Linked DNA regions of Homo sapiens: region 1 is linked to region 2. A link is an interaction called in ENCODE POLR2A ChIA-PET data of the cell type or tissue named here. Cell type or tissue: IMR-90. All regions are shown on one strand. Each heading gives the region's core, and the rest is flanking DNA. Links, peaks and the distances in the headings are about the cores only. Region 1 overlaps NRSN2 (neurensin 2). Region 2 overlaps CSNK2A1 (casein kinase 2 alpha 1).

Evidence for each region. ChIA-PET counts read pairs that join two places held together with the same protein. Peaks named below come from ENCODE experiments on the same cell type or tissue, not always from the same donor. Only the 100,000 strongest peaks of a DNase experiment are listed, where the experiment ranks them.
Region 1: POLR2A ChIA-PET joins it to region 2 with 7 read pairs; 7 of 35 experiments call an interaction of 5 or more read pairs at or near these places.

The regions. Positions count from the first base shown.
Region 1 is chr20:348,723-352,983 of GRCh38, reverse strand. NRSN2 (neurensin 2) reads right to left here. Exons shown (of 5, transcript NM_001323682.2): 3 at 3,621-3,735; 4 at 3,152-3,346. The coding sequence starts at 3,340. Among named protein-coding and RNA genes, the nearest start is that of NRSN2, 3.7 kb to the right of the region's middle. RefSeq lists a silencer at 3,445-3,739. In IMR-90, for the core only: no CTCF peak of the experiment used is centred there; no DNase peak of the experiment used is centred there; H3K4me3 peaks cover 35 bases; H3K27ac peaks cover 58 bases.
Region 2 is chr20:508,801-513,326 of GRCh38, reverse strand. All of the region lies in intron 2 of CSNK2A1 (casein kinase 2 alpha 1), which reads left to right. Among named protein-coding and RNA genes, the nearest start is that of CSNK2A1, 33 kb to the left of the region's middle. In IMR-90, for the core only: no CTCF peak of the experiment used is centred there; no DNase peak of the experiment used is centred there.

The sequences.
Region 1 (4,261 bases), core at 262-4,261, 160 kb after region 2:
CAGTGGGTTTCTCCGGCCAACCCTGTGTTTCCCTCCATCCCAACTCATCTCTTTATCCTTTCTACCTTCCTGTCTCTGTTGGGTTAACTCCTATGCACCATCAGATCTCATCTCAAACCTCACCTCCTCAGGGAGAAGACCCCTGGACTGAGTCAGGTCTCTTGCTTTACTCTGGGCAAACTGTGCCCATTCATTCTTCAATACACTTACCATTGTGCACACTTGGACATGTATTTTGGTTGCTATGTAAGTGACGTCTGCCTCTCCCGCAGTACTGAGAGCTCCATGAGAGCAGACTGTGCCTGTTTTGGCTCACTAGGAGTCTTCTGTGCCTAGCACGTGCCGGCACAGAGCAAAGGCTGAATAAATGTTTGCTGAATGATTAAATAAACCACAGCTAAAAGAGTTCCTCGAAGACAGGGACCTCATGTCTTAAATTCTGTGTTCCCAAGAGCCTAGCACAGTGCCTCGCAATAAGAAGATGCTTAAAAATTTTAAATACACACTAACCTTTCCTTGGAAGTCTTCCTTGATCATTTCCTCTCCTGGTGTTCCCTACAGACCTGACCTGAAGTTATGTAAGTTGGCCTCTCTGCAGAGGTTGGCACCTTACCTCCTCACTAGAGTGAAGTCCTTTGAAAGCAAAAGAAGGGACCCTCTGCCTCAGTCTCCCGAGAATATTTAGCAAAGAGCTATGCCCATAGCAGGCACTCAGCTCATTGCCACCTCTACACCTTGACCCATTGGTGCACCCTGGCCGACTAGTCTCCTTGGCTGTTAAAGACATCAATTCTTCACATTTTTTCTCTGCCCTGGCAAGGTACTCCAGTCTACCATTGAGAAACCACAGTAAGATTTAAGTGAGATGAACCTCACTTCCTGCCAGTCAGCATAGTCCATCTCTTAACCATAGTAATTAGTTCAAGGCTGGCAAGTGACCCAATGAGAGCCAACACAATGCTTGTCAGGACTTCTGGGAATTAAAAGCATTGTTTCTTATAAATGATTTTTAAATTTCTGAATCTTTTACCTCTCCATATAAACTACAAGTGTGCAAAGTGGTAAGTGTATTGAAGAATGAATGGGCACAGAGTTTGCCCAGAGTAAAGCAAGGGACCCGACTCAGTCCAGGGATCTCCTCCCTGAGGAGGTGACATTTTGACGTCCACAAAATAACGTGCTGGGGTTTTGATTGGCATTGCATTGAATCAAAGATCAGGTTGGGAAGAACTAACATCTTGACTATTCCAATCCACGAATATGAACTATTTCTCCATTTATTTAGTTATTTGATATCTTTTGAGTTTTGTAGTTCTTCTCATATTACAGATATTTTGTTAGATTTACACCTAAGTATTTCTCTCTTCTTTGGTGCTAAGGTAAATGGTAACATGTTTTTAATATCTTACTATTTTGCTTTCTCTCTTCCTTTCTTCTCTCTTTTCTTTTCTTGACAGAGTCTCACTCTGTTGCCCAGGCTGGAGTGCAGTGGCACAATCATGGCTCACTGCAGCTTCAACCTCCTGGGCTCAAACGATCCTCCTGGCTCAGCCTCTTGAGTAGTAGGCATCACAGGCCCGCGCCACTACATCCAGCTAATTTTTTATTTTTAGTAGAGATGAAGTCTCACTATGTTGCCCAGGCTGATCTTGAATTCCTGGGCTCAAGCAATCCTCCTGCTTCAGCCTCTCAAAGTGCTGGGATTACAGGTGTAAGCCAGTACCTGTGGCCATTTTTTGTTTGTTTGTTTTTTTAAGACAGAGTTTCACTCTTGTTGTGCAGGCTGGAGTGCAACGGCACGATCTCTGCTCACTGCAACTGCTGTCTCCCGGGTTCTAGTGATTATCCTGCCTCAGCCTCCAGAGTAGCTGGGATTATAGGCGCCCATCACCACACCCAGCTAATTTTTGTATTTCTAGTAGAGATGAGGTTTCACCACGTTGGCTAAGCTGGTCTCGAACTCCTGACCTCAGGTGATCCACCCACCTTGGCCTCCCAAAATGATGGGATTACAGGCTATTTTCTTTTCTGAAGGAAATACCACAGGAAATGCTGACTTCCCTTAGATGGTGTGGAGTGAAGACCTGAGAGTCCACACAGTAGTGGCCATTTGGGGAACATGTGGGGAGAGTCTGAAGCTAACAGGCTACCAGGGTAGGGGCACCATGAGGAGGCTGAAGACTAAGAAAACTTGCAAAGTCCTTGGTATAAAGGGTTGAACTGCTGGATCAAACTTTGCCTGAAAGTATGCAACCTTGGACCTTGGGTCTCTTCTAAAAAATGAGCAACATTTTCCCTTCTTTTTTCTTTTTTTTTTTTTTTTTTTTTTTTTTTTTTGAGACAGAGTCTTGTTCTGTCGCCCAGCTGGAGTGCAATGGTGCAAACTTGGCTCACTGCAACCTCTGCCTCCTGGGTTCAAGCAATTCTCCTGCCTCAGCCTCCTAAGTAACTGGGATTACAGGCGCCTGCCACCACGCCCGGCTCATTTTTTTTTTTTTTTTTTTTTAGAGGGAGTTTCGCTCTTTCACCCAGGCTGGAGTGCAATGGATTGATCTCAGCTCACTGCAACCTCCACCTTTTGGTTTCAAGTGATTCTCCTGCCTCAGCCTCCCGAGTAGCCGGGATTACAGGCGCCCGCCACCACACCCAGCTAATTTTTGTATTTTTAGTACAGACAGGGTTTCACTATGTTGGCCAGGCTGGTCTCCAACTCCTGACCTCGAGATCCACCAGCCTCAGCCTCCGCCTACCAAAGTGCTGGGATTACAGGCGTGAACTACCGCACCCGGTCCATTTTTGTATTTTTAGTAGAGAAAGGGTTTCGCCATGCTGACAGAGCAGGTGTTGAACTCCAGACCTCAGGTGATCTGCCCACCTCAGCCTCCCAAAGTGCTGGGATTACAGGCATGAGCCACCATTATTTACATACAATAAATATGTAAATAATTATGTAAATAATTTGTATGTAAATACAAATACAATGAAGGCTCCCTTCATTATTTAAACCCATTTGAATTGGGTTTTCTGTTGCTTGACTGTGCAAGACTCCTAACTACTACGCTATCTCTTCTTTTTTCCTCTGAGCCTCAAATTCAGACTCATTTCCTCCATCAAGGCAGAGGAATCATGGGAGGTGCTCATCTGGCCTTACCTTCCAACACAGTGAGGGCCAGGGCCGGCGGGGGCACAGGACCGGAGGTCCCTCAGGGTCGTCGCTGAGAGCAGTGCCTGCACAGTCCTCATAGAAGAGGTGCAGGTAGGAGCGGACCCCATACCACTTGCCATCCTCCACGCTGGGGCCGCGGCTGCAGCTGCAGGAACGATTGCAGCTCGGCATCATGGACCCCTGGGGAGCAGGTAAGGTGCAGCTGACGGAGGGAGGGATTAGTGGGAGCTGCTCATGGTGACCTTCATAAGCCCCCTAAATCTTTGTGCCCCACCCGCTTCTCCTCCCACTCGAGACACCCTACACGCATAGCACAGTCTGGCCTTTTGGAATCCCAGCCTGTCCTTCCCAAAGCACACTGCGAATGAGCCAATGCACTGAAGGCCTTAGCCCAGTGCCTGGCAATTGGAGGTGTCAATAAATGTGCATGTTTACTCTGGAGGCCACCCAGTACCTGGGACTGTGGGCTCTGGAGCCTGACCACTTGGACTGGAGTCGTGGACACACTGCTTCCTGGAGGCGTGACCTTAGACAAGTGCTTCCACCTTTCTGGGTCTCAGTTTCCTCATCTGTAAAACAGACCTAATAATCATACTTCTTTCATACAGTTACTGTGTCTAATGCTGAGAAATGGTAGCTGTTGTGATTAGTACTGTAATTTTTTTGCTATTACTTCCATCTTGAACTTTTTAGTCTCCATATCTGGAATGAGAGAGCCTCACCCTCCGCTCCCCTTCAGACCCCCTCCTGGGGGTAATTGTCATGGCTGACACTTGGGCTGGAGTTCCCAAGCTGCAAGGCTATAAAAAGGTCCTCCCCAGGACTGCCCCTGAAAGCCTCCAGATTCCAATGAATTTTGACTCCATTGGAAGTGAAAGTCAGGGTCCCTCAGGATTAAAGACTCTTAGGCTTAAGGGCTGTTAGATTTCCAGAGAAACCTATCAAATAACCTTTTTTTTTTTTTCCACAAAAGTGGACACGGATCTTGGGAATGGAAGGTACTTGTATATCCATATACAGGTTTGGCCCGAACCAAAGCCAGGAGGTGTTGGGGGAGGACTGGGCTTCTACCCCAGTCTCCATGATGGCCCTCAG
Region 2 (4,526 bases), core at 267-4,266:
AGGTTTTATAAGTGATGAACCAAAGCTGGGAAAAGCCCAACAGAGAGATCACTTTTAAGCATAGGAAAAGGGCTTTGAGATCCACAGACGAAGGCTGTCTTACACGTATAAAATGTTAACCAGAAGAGTAAAGTGGCTGTAAAGGTTATGTAGAGAAAGATACTGTTTCCTGTCAGAGGAGAGGCTGAGAATTTAAAAGTTTAGTATATTAAAAGTAATAAATTTCTGGGGACAGCATTTCTGTTGGGTTCATGCTGCTGTTTCTACTATTTTGGCCATATTCACACCTACACCTTTCTCTACGGTTTTCCTAGTGTCTTTCATTGCTGTCAAGGCAGGCATAGTAGTCACAGAGTCACCAATCCTACAACATAGATGACCTTATTTCTTTGGGAAGAAGAAAAATTACAAGAAAACATCTGGTTTTTGCATGTTTGATGTGTTTGTGTGTGTGTGCGTTTACAGTTTTAACTGATATTAAGTGAAGATAGATTAATGTCACCCAGGTTTTACAAAATCAAAGAAATAGAAATAATTTTAAAGACTTTTGGTACTTGAATTACTTTGTTGTTTTCTGGTCATTTAGTACATTTATGGAACCTCAGAAGGTTTGAGTTGAACAGAGGCAAGTTACAGCAGTTTTTTGGGTGGGAGAATTCATAAGTCAGCATGTGAATCTTTTGATCTCATATATTTGGAGTGGAATGTCATTAATTGTGTTTGTCACGGTTAAGGAATAGAGAATTAATCTCCATCCCAGTCTTGCTATTCTTCTGAAAGCCTTTAGCTGCCGACACCATGGGCATAAGGAGGTATCTCTTCTGGCTTCTCTTTGGGTGTGGTAGCTAAGTTACAGCTTACCTTGGAAAGATGAGCAGCTTGTAAGCAACAAAAAAACAGTATAGTTAACAAATGCATCGTCAACAAACAAAACAACCCAATCAAAAAATGGACAACAGCTTTGAATAGACATTCTCCAAAACAAATATACAAATGGCCAATAAGCATGTAAAAAGATGCTCAACATCATTAATCATTAGGGAAATGCAAATTAAAATCACAGTCAATGAGATACAACTTCATACTCATTAGGAGGGCTGTTACTGAAAAAAAAAAAAGAAGAAGAAGAAAAGAAAACCAAAAAATAGGCCAGGCACAGTCTATTTTGAGAGCACTTTGGGAGGCCGAGGTGGGAGGATCCCTTGAGGCCAGGAGCTCAAGACCAGCCTGGGCATAAGCAAGACCCCTGTCTCTATAAAAACAAGCAAAAAACAGAAAATAACAAGTGTTAGTAAGGATGTAGAGAAGTTGTAGCCTTTGCACTGTTCCTGGGAGTGTAAAATGATACAGTTGCTGTATAGGAGTGAGCCACCGTGCCCAGCTTGTTGAAACAATATGCTGGTTCTTCAAAAAATTAACATAGAATTACTACATGGTTCAGCAGTTCCACTTCTGGATATATACATAAAAGATTTGAAAGCGAGGTCTCAAACAGATGTTTGTACACCTATGTTCATAGCAGCATTATTTACAATAGCCAAGCTGTGGAAGCAACTCAAGTGTCCATCAGCAGATAAATGGATAAGCAAAATGTGGTGTGTGTGTGTGTGTGTGTGTGTGTGTATATATATACACAGTGCAATATCATTCAGCCTTTAAAAGGATTGGAATTCTAACACATGCTACAACATGGATCAGCCTTGAAGACATTATGCTAAATTAAATAAACAAAACAAAGGACAAATATTGTCTGATTCCACTTATATGAGGTTCCTAGAATAGCCAGCTCAGGCAGAAAATAGAATAGTGGTTGCAAAGAGTTGGGGGAGGGAAAATTAGTGTTTAGTGGATACATAGTTTTCATTTGGGATGGTAAAAATTTGTAGAAATGGATGATCTGGTGATTACTGCACAAGAATGTGAATATACTTAATGCAACTGAGCTTTAGGTTTAAATGTGGATAAAATGGCAGTTTTTATTTTTTTTAGATGAGGTCTCTCTCCTGTCACCCAGGCTGGAGTGCAGTGGTGCAATCACAGCTCACTGTAGCCTCGACTTCCTGGTCTCTGGTGATTCTCCTGCCTCAGCCTCCCAAGTAGCTGGGACTGCAGGCAGACACCATCACACCTGGCTAATTTTTTGTATTTTCAGTAGAGATGGGGTTTTACCATGTTGCCCAGACTGGTTGCGAACTCCTGGGTTCAAGCGATCCACCCTCTTAAGCCTCCCAAAGTGAGCCACTGTGCCTGGCCATAAAGTTTATGTTATGTATATTTTACCACAATTTAAAAAAGTGTTTCAACAAGCTGGGTATGGTGGATCACTCCTATAATCACAGTACTTTGGGAGGCTGTGGTGGGAGCATCACTTGAACCCAGGAGTTTGAGACCAGCCTGGGCAACATAGGGAAACCCCATCTTTACAAAAAAAAAATTTATTTAATTAGCCAGCTGTGGTAGCCCACGCCTGTGGTCCCAACTACTTGGGAGGCAGAGGTGGGAGGATTGATTGAGCCTGGGAGGTCAAGGCTGCAGTGAGCTGTGATCAGACCACTGTACTCTAGCCTGGCCTACAGAGGGAGACCTTGTTTCAAATAAGAAGATTTCAACAAAAAGTAAATAAAAATAGTACAAAGGGCATCTCTATTCCCTTTACGCACGTTTACCTATTGTAATATTTTACCCAGCTTGTTTTATCATTTGTGAGTGTGCAGTCATGTGTGCTATATATATACACATGTAAACGTGTGGGCACATTTTTTTCCTGAATCATTTTAGGGTAGATTATATGCATCATGGCTGTTTACTTCTAATTACTTCAGGAAAATTTCTTAACAATAGACATATTCTTGGGCTGGGCGAGGTGGCTCACGCCTGTAATCCTAGCACTTTGGGAGGCCGAGGAGGGCGGATCACCTGAGGTCGGGAGTTTGAGACCAGCCTGACCAACATAGAGAAACCCTATCTCTACTAAAAATACAAAATTAGCCAGGCATGGTGGCGCATGCCTGTAATCCCAGCTACTCGGGAGGCTGAGGCAGGAGAATCACATGAACCTGGGAGGCGGCAGAGGTTGTGGTGAGCCAAGATCACGCCATTGCACTCCAGCCTGAGCAACAAGAGCGAAACTCCATCTCAAAAAAAAAAAAAAAAGAATAGGTATATTCTCTTAACTATTGTGATTATGTACCAACTTCACAAATTTACATTGATACAATAATTTAATACCCTCTGAATTCCAGTTCTGTCGATATTGTTTTTTATAGCATCCCCCTCCACCTCCTGCAGTATGGGATACAGTCTAGAGTATTGCATTTATGCAATGTCTCTTTAGCCTCCATTTGTCTTTTATGCTGTGGACATGTTTTAGAAGTATAGTACCCCTTCCCCCTTTTTAAATAGACACTTCCTCTTTTTCTGAATGTTTCCTGGTAATTGAATTGAAGTTATGGCTGGGTGCGGTGGCTCACATCTGTGATCTCAGCACTTTGGGAGGCTGAGGTGGGAGGATTGCTTGAGCCTGGGAGTTCAAGACCAGCCTGGGCAACATGGTGAAACACCGTCTCTACTGAAAATACAGAAAATTAGCTGAGGGTGGTGGTGCGTGCCTGTAGTCTCAGCTACCTGGGAGGCTGAGGTGAAAGAATCACCGGAGTCCAGGAAGTTGAGGCTTCAGTGAGCCATGATCACACCACTGCATTCCAGTCTGGGCAGTGGAATAAGACCCTGTCTTAAAACACATACACACATACAAATTGAAGTTATGCTGTCTCAGCCAGGAGACTTGCATACGTGTTATATCCTTCTCACGTTATCACAATCTGGAGACTCAATACAATTTCATCTAAATGCATAATGAGGGGAATCAGCACATGCTGTAGGAGATAGGGAAGACATCATTGGAAAGGAACCTGATTTGATAGCATATTTCTAACATCTTACTTATTTTCCCCCGGTGTCAAATTTTGCATTAGCTCAGCTAATCTGTATTACTGTTTTATACCAGTTTTTAAGCTCCTGTATTAAATATAAAGAGAATATTACTGATTTCTGTTTTTAAATTTAATGAAACCAAGTGTGTCTTTCAAATGGTGATCAAGGTTCTACTGATTATTACCTTAAGGTTCCCCCAAAAGATTTGGATTGGTATAAGATGACATGGAGCTTTGATGTATGAGAACAAGCCTTTATTCTCTTCCTGGTTTCATCAAATATGAGTCAGAATGGCAAGTTGTACTCTTAGCTTTGCCGCCATTCTAGAACCTTTTAGCACCCCTACTTAAGTTACAGAAAGCTGCTGAAAAGAAAGTATTTTTCTTGCCAATACCTTTTGTAGAATATATAACTAGTGGTAATGCTGATGTATCTATCCTCAATGCCATTTTTCTCTTCCAGGCTGTCTTACAAAAATCATTCAAATTTTGCCTGCAGAGGTAACAGGATATTTGGCAAAATATGATTAAAGCAAATATCAGTTTACTGTATTTCTTGGGATTTTTCTTCTCATGTTATAGGAAGCACTGGTT